Linked DNA regions of Homo sapiens: region 2 is linked to region 1. The links are chromatin loops, found by intact Hi-C in ENCODE. Cell type or tissue: heart left ventricle. All regions are shown on one strand. Links, peaks and the distances in the headings refer to the core of each region. The heading gives the core; the rest is flanking DNA.

Region 1 (5,385 bases), core at 184-5,183:
AGAATTTTTTTCTGTTTTCCTCTGGATGAAGACTGATCTGGGGTTGGCTAAATTTTCTGGGACTATTTCAGATTGAGACAGATTTCTGAGCTCATTATAATTCAAAGAGGCTATTCCATTTTATGGTTTTTATTTAGTATTAACATTCTCAATTACCTCTTTGCCCTACTTGAAGTAGTCTGTAATGCCTCGGTTCAAATACTGGCATACTAATTATAAGGTAGTTGTTACTATGGCCATCTTGGCTAAATATTTACTTAAAAGGTCTTCCTACTCTATTCAGTTTTTAACCAAAAGTAAACATTTTCATGTTTTCTTTCTTCTGCATGTGATGTGTCCAGAAGACACTTTGTTACCATTGGGGAAGGAAAGTATTATTTTCTAACTTCAAGTTGTTCAAATGTGTATTTATAGTGGTATAATTATAACAGATACATAGTGATGGTATAATAGCAAATATATAGCATTCACTGTTCTAAATGTTTACATGTAATAACTCACTTAATTCTCACATCACCCATGTGAGGTGGTTATAAATGTTTACATGTAATAACTCAGTTCTCGCATCACCCGTGGTTATGGGTAATACATCACCCCTGTGTTGTATTACCTAGACAACCATGTGAGGAAACTGAGGTACTGAAAGATCTAATAAGTTAAACAAGCAAATTTCTAAATGGTGGTAGACCTGAGGTTTAAACCCAGGTAGTCAACCTCCAGAGCCTGTGCCCTTAACTTACTCTATAACAAGTGATTTTCAGATTTATTAAAACTATTACGTAATGTTGGAATCCTAGGAATGGAGCTGAATGTGATTACACGTAACAAACTACAAGTATACATTGAGAATTCCTCTGGAGTGAGGAGTTACAACTCATACTTTTTATAATGTATGAAAAAACCTAAAATTGGATATATTTACAACAGTTGGAGAATCTACAGAAATGGTCCATTTTAAGAAAATAAATTAATAATTTCTTTAAAATATGTACAAATTGTATCAGTAGAGAAATTGTATCATTGTAGATGTAGATTTGCTGTGAAGCTACTAAAGCTGAAGTTTTGGGGTCTCTTATTTGCACAGGTTCTTTCTAAGCTAATTTTTTTAAAACACCATTTATGAAATGTAATCATGCCATAAAGTTTGCCCATTTTAAGTATATATATATAGTTCAGTGAATTTTAGTATATTTACAGAGTTAAACAACCATCACCAAACTCTTGAATTTAGAGCTTTTCCATCACCCTCAGAAGAAACCTCAACTGTGCCCATTTACAGTTACTCCACATTACAACCCCAGCTTCCAAGCTAATTTTGAATTCTTTCCTTAAAGAGTGCCCCCAACATTAAATAAGCTTCATGCTCCTTAAAATCTGAACTGCCCTTGGTTGTTTCCTTTGGTTACCTTGTAAAAAAAACTGTATTTCATTTGGTTTTGTAAATATTTTATTTAGCTAATGATGGATTCTCCAGTCAGGAAGGTAAATTAATCCTTTAGTTAGGAGGATAAATTATTGAATGACCCTGATATTGCTAAAGGAAAAGTAAATGCCTAATATCTTGTTTATCAAAATAAAAATGTTTCAAGTAATTTAAATTAGGGGCTTTGCAAAAGTAATGAAAATATGTATGTGATGACTGTAATTGAGAGAGATGGCTTGCTCCCTTATGTTGTCTTGCTGAACAATGAAACAAGAGTACTTACAACTGGAATGTGTACATAGCATTTATTTGAGAAAAATCAATGTGCTGGTTAAAGGTTTTAGTATCCCTTTTGAAAATTTACTAGAAAGTAAGAAAGTGCTATCTTAAGTAGGAACTCCAAAGTTATTTCACTAAGACACAGATTCTCATAGTAGAACCTAGGTACTTCTTTAGCTGTCTGTGTATGTTCGTTCTTACGCTGGGAAAGAATGTGCTCTATAGCTTGAATGAATATAATGTGCTTTTTTGAAAAAGATACTCTGTATTGTAGTGGTATTCTGGTATATGATGGTATATTTTAATTATGTCACTTTAATATTTTATTCTGTAGTGTTCAGAGCGATACTTTAAACAAGCATAAGATTGTTTTAAATTAGGAATATACATTTTTCACAATCTTTTATATTTACTTTTAGGTGAAAGATATTCTCTCAAAGGTCCAGAAAAATCATGTGGGAAAACCACTGCTGAAAATGGATTTAAATTCAGAACAGGCGGTAAATCCCCCTTTTTGTTATTAGTTTTATGTAATTACATTAGTGAATATGACTTAATTTTATAAATGAACATCTATTTTGCAATATGTAGCATGCATATATTATTTTGTAGAATTAAAATTGATTGATATTCTGGAGTAATATGTCCTAACATTTCTTTAGTTAAATTATTAATTTTTAAAAATACCTGGCTGAGGATATTGATAGTGCTCAATGTGCTAGCACAGTTGTGATTTGAAAAGAACAGAGGCTCAAAGCCAGCAAGATGAGTTATTGGTATTTTCTTTCCTTGTTGGTCCAGACTGCTTAGCAGGTAAATGTTTTACTTAAATTAACAAATTTGATTATAGATAAAGTATACTCTACCAACGGGTGGAGTTTAATTTGTATGTTTAATGTCTTCTGGATATCATAAATGTTCTTTCAATTATGCTTTAGTATTTAAATAATTTACCATAAAGTCTCATGGGAACAGAAAATGGTCAGTAAGTACATCTTTTGACTCAGTAGGAAGTACTTAGCACAATTTTCAGATTTCTTTTCTTTGCAGAATGAAAGAATCTAAAGTTTATTATTTTTGTTTCCAAATTTTTTAGGAACAACTGGAAAGAATCAATGATGCTCTTTCCTGTGAATATGAGTGCCGCCGACGAATGTTAATGAAACGATTAGATGTGACTGTACAGTCCTTTGGATGGTCTGATAGAGCAAAGGTAAGGCTGTTTTCCCATATGTGTCCTGTAGGTGGTAGCCTATAACAGCTCTTCTGGCTTGCTTGTCTGTTATGTAACCATGCCACATTTGTACTTCATCACCATCTCAACTACATGCCCAGGCCAACTACTGGTCTTACAAGATGATCCTGGTCTTGTATAAATCCCTGTTGCATATAACTTAATTTCTCCCCACATTTTTGACATTTATTTTAAACTCATAGATATTGTGATTTATGCCAGGATATGCATAAAAGAAGGGGCATCATATGAGATAATGAGATAGATACAGTGAGCAGTGTAAGAAGAAAGCAGGATATAAGAATAGTTGCAGGTAGTACTGATGCCAACAGGCCTTAAAAGTATCTTAAGGCTGGATGAATATAGAATGTGTTTCAGTTGAAGAGGGGGTTGGGAGGTGAGGGCATTTCCAAATTTGAATCTCTTCAGATAGCTTTCTAAAGAGCTGTCTCCCATCATTCCCATTTTATGCCTTTAATCTGTACCCATGCTTAGTCTGGGATCACTCCTCACCCCCGCTCTCCCTACCCTGCATCATTGCCTGGAAACTCTCCAGGCAGTAAGCTGAGATAATTATAGGGCTTCTCCTCATTTAGGGATCATTGTCCTGTGTTCCTTGATGTCCAGTGTCTGACCATCATTGGTTCACATCACATGGGTTATCCAGTTTTTTAGTTGTTTCAGGTGGGAGAGTTAATCTGGTGCCGATTACTGTATCTTGACTGAAAGTGGAATTTCAGGTATTATTATTTTTACATTTTTTGAATTAACTGGGCAGTTCTTCTGCCCCATGCTGGATCAGTTGGGGTCACTTATGCCAGCAGTTCCCAACCTTTTTGGCACCAGGGACTGGTTTCATGGAAAACAGTTTTTCCATGGAGGGTTGGGGGGCAGGGCGATGGTTTTGGCATGAAACTGTTCCACCTCAGATCATCAGGCATTAGCTTCTCATAAGTGTGGTGCTTCTGTTACCTTCTTGTCTTTCACATGACATCTCTTTCCATGTGATATATTAGTTTCCTATGGCTGCTGTGAAAGTTTACCACAAATTTAGTAGCTTAAGTAATACAGATTTATTCTCTTAAAATTTGGAGATTAGCAGTCCTAAAGTGAAGGTATTGGCAGGGTTGCATTCTTCCTGGATCCTTTAGGGGAGAATCTGTTTCCTTGCATTTCCTAGCTTCTAAATGCCACCTGCATAGTTTAGCTGTTGGCTTCATCTCCTCTCTTCAGAGCCAGTAGCCCGGTAGAATCTTCCAGCCTTTCTCTCTCTCTCTGCTTCCATTGTCACATCGCCTTCTGTCTCTGACACTCCTGTCTCTCCCTTATGAGAACCCTTGTGATTATATTAGGCCCACACAGATAATACAGAATAACCTCTCCATCTCAAGATGTTTAACTTAATCATACCTGCATCTGTAAGGTAGCATTCACAGGTTCTAGGAAATAGGATGTGGACCTCTTTGGAGGGCTAGTCAACTTACAAAGGGGCTTCTAAATGAATTTTATTTTTTCTTGCATTGTATTTCTGCAATATGATAAAATGCTTTTTTTTAAAAAACTATACTTTAAAAAATTAGGTCTTCTAATGAGTTCTCCATTTTCTGTATACTTTTTCTCTCAGAAACTTGCATCCACTTACTGCAGTTTTGCTGTTTGCATGGCTATCCTTGGCTGCTCTACTACCTTCTAGATCCCATGGCTCACTCTTTATTTACCCCTTGTTCTGCTGTAGGAAATCCACAAGTAATTTCCAAACAAGGAGTGCATAGGAGGTGATTTTTGTCAATCTCTTTGCATTTTGAAAATGTTTAGTCTGCTTTCACATTTGAATATAAAATTCTAGGTTGAAAATGTATTTCTCTAAGAATATTGAAGGCATTGCTTCATTGTTTTCAAGTATTTAGTGCTGCCATTAAGAAAACTGACTCCATTCTCTGTGTTTTTGTGTGACCTGTTATGTTTCTCTGTAAGCTTTTGGGCTCTTTATCCTTGGAGTTCTGAAATTGCACAATATGTGTTGGTCTGAATTTTTTTTCATTCATTGTGCCCTACTAGATGGACCTTTCAATATGTAGACTGTTTTAGCTTTTATATTTTCCTTTATTACTTTTTCCCTTTTTTCTGTATTCTCTTTCTGAAATGCTTTAGTCAGATATTAAACATTCTAGATAGACTCGCTTAAGTTGTTTTATTTTTTCCCCTCATTTTCTCTCTCCTTTTTTAATTCAGTTTCTCAGAAATGTTTTTAACTATTTTATACTTGGTGTTGAATTTTTGTTTCTGCAATTATTTTTTAAATTTCCATAAATTCTTTTTGATTCTTGATTTTTTAAAAATATATTTTGGTATGCTATCATCTTGATTAAAGATAGAAACTTTGCTTTTTTTTTTTTTTGCTTTCAATTATCTGTTTCCTCTAGCATAATTTTTTGTTTATTTGTTTTTC
Region 2 (5,385 bases), core at 151-5,150, 150 kb after region 1:
CAGTCTATCATTGTTGGACATTTGGGTTGGTTCCAAGTCTTTGCTATTTTGGGTAGTGCCGCATTTAGCCCTTTCAATGCTTGAAGCTCTCCTCTTCCTATCAAGGTGCTTAGTCTTCTACTTCTTTCCATTTTTTCTATTTCCCAGCACCTATTGCTCTTTTTCCAGCTCCACCACTTAACCAGCTGGTTGACCTTGGATTTGTTTCTTGATATTTTTAAGTATAAATATTTCCATTCGTAAAATGGAGTTACTCCTAATATTGGAAATATTAAACGAACCCATCTATTGAGTGCTTAGCATACAGCCTGCAAGTCCTAATCATTAAGGAAATGTCAGCTTTTGTTGTCATTGTTCTCTTACAGCTCCAACTCTCCAGCTCTATGGGTGTCCCTGTCCCAGCGAGGCTGGGGAGGAGGGAAAGACACTGGGGGGGGACACATGGCTGATTGAAACTCATCTAATTCCACAGTCTGATTTGAGCTGCTATTCTTAGCCTCCTTCACACCAAATCTTTTTCCTGGTACCGCTGAGAAGCTTCAGAAAGTTCAGGCTAAAGTTAGAAATCTAAATCTGTGTCTCTGGAAGTCCACCCACTCTTCATCTTTGGAAGCTGTTCTTTGGGGCTGACACTGGAATTTCAAGGGTTATCTGCTATTTTTACATTTTTATTGTCTCTTTGCTGAAACAAGTCAGAGATGGTCTCCCAGCAGCAGGACTTAATACTGGTAGGTTTTGTACTGAAATGTAGCTCAGGATAATATCACCTCCACTGTTTATCCCTTTATCCCAGAGACCACCTGCAAATAGTTTTGAGTTCCTTACTTCTCTCCCTCCTCATTTGCTTAGGAGAAAGCAGGCAGCTTCTCATCCATATTAAAAACCTATGGCACTTTTTCTTCACTAGCTCCTCTCCCCTGCCATTTGCAGACCTCACTAATAGCACCACACTAAGCCTTTACTCCTATAGAGGGTACACAGAGTAACTCAATCTGGCCTTAGTTCTTTCTTCCCTGGCCTCAAAAGGAAGTAGCTCTGGTCACAAGACAAACTTCCCTTCCCGTGAAGTGGGAGAAAATCTGCTGCACTTTCCCTTCAAGCCTGATCTATTTTCTTCATGTGTGCAGATACAGTGTGATTATTATTATATTTCTCTCTGGGCACCAATTGCTGTCCTTCACACAGGGTAAACGAAAAGGCAGCCCAGAGGGAAGCAGAACTTTTGATCTCAGTGCTGTATTGAATGCAGCTGCTCAGCTCCTCTCTGTGAGTGACACCAAGGCTAGTATTTTCATCTCACTTAAAGACGTAGGAGGACCTATAATAATAGCTAAGATTCAGTGCTGCTAAGGTGCCAGGCACTGTGCTAACTAAATACTTTACATATAATCTCATCTAAACATCCACTGGTGTTCCCATTTTGCAGAGGACCTGAGGGATCTAAGGCTTAAGCGGCATAACGTGTCCTAAAGGTCACAGAGCTGGTCAGTGGGAGAGGAGAGGCTCAAACTAGAACCTCAGGAACTCTCGTCCATTACATATGGAAATTTTGCTTGGAGAATTGGCCCAGGCTGTTATGGGAGCCGTGCTGAGTTATGGCTCCACAGGGCTGCAGGGCCATTCTGAGGCCATGTAACCCACCTCCCTGTCCTTAGGCAGCACATCCCCAGCCGTTCCACTAAAATGTTGTTGCTCCTATCTGAAAATAGTTGTGAGAAGTTATTCCTCAGCCAAGCCTGGCATGTCTGTAGGGGTTTTATGACCCTTGGGCAGGGGGTTTAGCCTGAAGTTTCTGAGTATTCCCGTCTGAAAATGATCCGTCTGCTGAAACTCGAACTAATGTTATTTTCTGTTTAGCTTCCTACGGGTAGGAAATGAATCCAGAGAAGTTGCCACTTGAAACTGGAGTGCACATATGGTGCTAGTCTTAGGACGACTGTGGATCCAAAGAAAGTTTTTATTATCAATCTCATTATAATATTTATTTTCCCTGTTATATGAATTGTAAAGTAAAAAGCTGCAATGACTTTGGTTTAGTTCTTTTTTTAGTGGTCTTGTTACTCTAAGTGTGTCTCAAGGGTCAGCAGCATCAGCATCACCTGGGAGCTTGTTATCAATGCAGAATCTCAAGCCCCGCCCCAGATTTGTGGAATCAGAATCTGCATTTTGATAGCATCCCAAGCTTATCTGTGTGCACATAAAGTCTGAAGGGCACCGTTTTATGGGACTTAAGCCTGAGGGTAGAGTACAGATGGCCTAGGTGTTAAAGTAATTGTTCACAATGCTGGCTGTACCGTAGGATCACCTGGGGAACTGCAGAGCACCTGGCTCCCACTGCTGAAGATTCTGGATTAATTTATCTGGGGCGGAGACTAGGGGTGGGTACGTTTGGAAAGTTTCTCGGGTGAGTCTAGTGTGCGTCAGGGCTCAGCACCACTGCCTAAAAGATATGCTGACTTCTAGCTCTGGGCATGTGAAGATAAGGCGTTGTCTGTCTCTCTCTGCTGGACGTTCTATCTAAGCAGCGTGGATGTTGACAAGGCTCCTGGAAGGACAAGAGAAGGTATATTAAAACATACAATTAAGCCCTAACATACGTAAATATGTCTTTGAGAAGACAGTGAAAGGAGAGCCATGGGACCATGTTTAACTACGTTGGCAGAGTCAGGGTTTGGAAAAATGCACCATTCCTCTAACTTGGTAGATTCATGGAGAAGACGTAATGTCCTTCATTTAAGATTTTAGTGTCTTTCATTCAGGACGTGTGGCTGCTTTAGGGTTGCTAGATTTGGCAAATAAAAATACAGGACACTCAGTTACATTTGAGTTCCAGGTGAACAAAGAGTAAATTTTGAGCATTTTTTTTTTAGTATGCAATATTTGAGAAAATAACACATTAAAAAATTATTCACTGTTAATTGGAAACAAACTTAGCTGTTGGTCCTGTATTTTATCTGGCAACCTCAGCCTGTTTAGAGCAGAGTTTCAGTGAATGCCTTGGGACACTGGAACATGGAAAACAATGCCCTCTGAATTGTGAGGGTGCATAGCAGCTCTGGGTATGTGTGTGTGTGTGTTAAGGGTATTGAAGGGATAGACGTACGGAGGCACACAAGTTTCGATAATGGTAAGGACAATGGAGAAGAATTTTCTCTTTGTATGTCAGGGAAAATGTACTCATAAGTTACAGACTGAAAAACACTGAAGAAGCCTTTGTGAAGGGAAATTTTTTATGATAAATTGATTTTTGGGCAAAAATCTTTTTTTGCCAAAAATATTGTAAAAATTGCTTCTTGCAAAAATTTCAAACTGTACAGAAAGGTGTAAAATGGAAAGCAAAAGTATCAAAATCTCTCATTATCACCCCCAGAAACTACCATTCTTAACTTTCACTTGTGTATCCTTCCAGGACTTTCTTGGGCATAGATTAACATGCGTCTACATATGAATATTTTTAATTTCAAAAATGAAAATATATATTACATACTTTTGCAAATTGCTTTTATTTCCACTTAACAGTATATCTTAGATATCTTTTCATATGTGCCTGTATAGCTATACCTACTTCGTTCCTTTTTAACAACTGTATTATAATTTATTAAATTATGGAATATTTTTATTATGAATTCAAGGGCCACTTAAAAGTGTTTTCTCTGTGCAGAGCTTTGCATAAGTGTTTGCATCTCACAATTCAATATTCAATTTAGCATCAATAGTTGGTATCAGTCCAACAGTATCTCCTCAGAGAGGCCTTCCCTCTTTCCCCTGGGAAAAATAGCTTTGCCCCTAACCACACTCTCACTCTTCCTAACAAATTACCTTGTGTTGTTTTCCTTAATTGGCATTTATCTCTATCTGAAATGCTCTAATATAGCAAATTGTTTATTTATTTTTGCATAGCTGTCTCTCCCCACTAGCCTGAGACTGCACAACATACAATGGGTGTGCAAAACGTATCTGTTAATGGATGAATGATCAAATGATTGAATTGAACATACTGTGGCATATAAAAACAAGGAATGGCAAGGAGGCATGTGATGACTCAGGCAGCAAATGGAACTTAAGGCGTACTGTGTTAAGGGATAAATTCAATTCTATGGGAGCTCATTGAGGGGAGCAAATCATTTATCATAGACAGAAAGGAAAGGCTTCAAGTGAAAGTGAATTAGAAGTGACAGTGTAAGAATGAGAATGACTGACAGGTAGGGACTGTGGGAATGGTATCACAAGGTAGAGGACGTGTCTAGACAAAGTTTGGAGGCGGGTAATTGCCTGGCATATTTGGGGAGAGGTGTCTTTGCCACCATGGTGGGAGCTCGGGATGTGCATGGGGAAGGCCTAGTGGATTGGGGAGGGATTTGAATGCTATATTGAGAGATTTTGATCATTTTACTCTAAGCACTGGGGAACTATTAAGGATTTTTGAGGTGGGAAGTGATGGGTTAATGATATATTTTAAGAGGGTAATATTTTCAGCAATGGAAATATTTGTTGGAGCAGGGAAAGGCTGAGGTTATGAAGAAGCACTAAGAGAGAAGACGAGGGCAAGGTCCAGACAGGTTGGAATGACTGACCTATTTAGGTGGGGAAATTTAGCTGTGCTTGATGTCACTCATCAAGATCAGTAGTTGGCAGACCATGGCCTATGGGCCAAATCTGGCCCACTGTCAATTTTTGTAAATAAAGTTTTTTTGGGAAATAGTCATGTCCATTCTTTTACGTATTGTCGAGGGCTGCTTGGTGCTCCACTGGCAGAATTGAATAGTTGTGAAGAGCCCACATGGCCTGCAAGGCCTAATATATTTACTACCTGGATCTTTTTCAGAAAAGGTTTGCTAGTCCCTGATCACGATGAACAGTATCTATATCTCTCTCATGTAGGTCTTAGATGCTGAGATCATTACCATCTTAAAAGAGAGCAAGGTTTATCCCTGTCCCTGGGAACCAAGGGTCACACTTTCCCATCAACCAGCTGTTGCTCTTTGCCTTGAGCTTTGTCTTAAGTTCCAGTGAATTTATGAGCCACAAAAGCCCTGAATCTCAGAAGCCCTAAGATGCAGCCCGGAAAAGCTGATTGGGAAGGAGACTGTGTCCCTGGCCAAGGGCCAACAGTGCAGCTTTCTCAAGATCCCATCTTTGCCTTTGCAGAGCCCACCTGGTTGCTTGCCCCTGTTAGGATGTCGCCTCCTTGTCATCAGAGCTGCTTGCAGCCCGTGTCCTATCCTGGCTTGCCCTTCCTCCAAGGACAATTCAAAGTTTTTGGATTTTCCTTTGTAAGAACACAACAGCAGGGACATGACACCCTTTCAAAATGCAGAGGGGGCTTTACACTCACATGCACATGGACTCCTCTCTCAAAAAGTCTCAGAATGGGAAACCTCACAT

The links. A loop is a pair of places that touch in the nucleus more often than their neighbours do. Peaks named below come from ENCODE experiments on the same cell type or tissue, not always from the same donor. Only the 100,000 strongest peaks of a DNase experiment are listed, where the experiment ranks them.
Region 2: a loop joins it to region 1, with 9 times the contacts of the local background. A loop is called at or near these places in 4 of 110 quality-filtered maps.

Annotation. Positions count from the first base shown.
Region 1 is chr15:38,471,384-38,476,768 of GRCh38, forward strand. FAM98B (family with sequence similarity 98 member B) reads left to right here. Exons shown (of 8, transcript NM_173611.4): 5 at 2,122-2,202; 6 at 2,799-2,915. Among named protein-coding and RNA genes, the nearest start is that of FAM98B, 20 kb to the left of the region's middle. In heart left ventricle, for the core only: a CTCF peak has its summit at 2,938 (motif pointing right); no DNase peak of the experiment used is centred there.
Region 2 is chr15:38,625,593-38,630,977 of GRCh38, forward strand. No RefSeq gene overlaps it. Among named protein-coding and RNA genes, the nearest start is that of RASGRP1, 63 kb to the left of the region's middle. In heart left ventricle, for the core only: a CTCF peak has its summit at 2,535; no DNase peak of the experiment used is centred there; H3K27ac peaks cover 417 bases.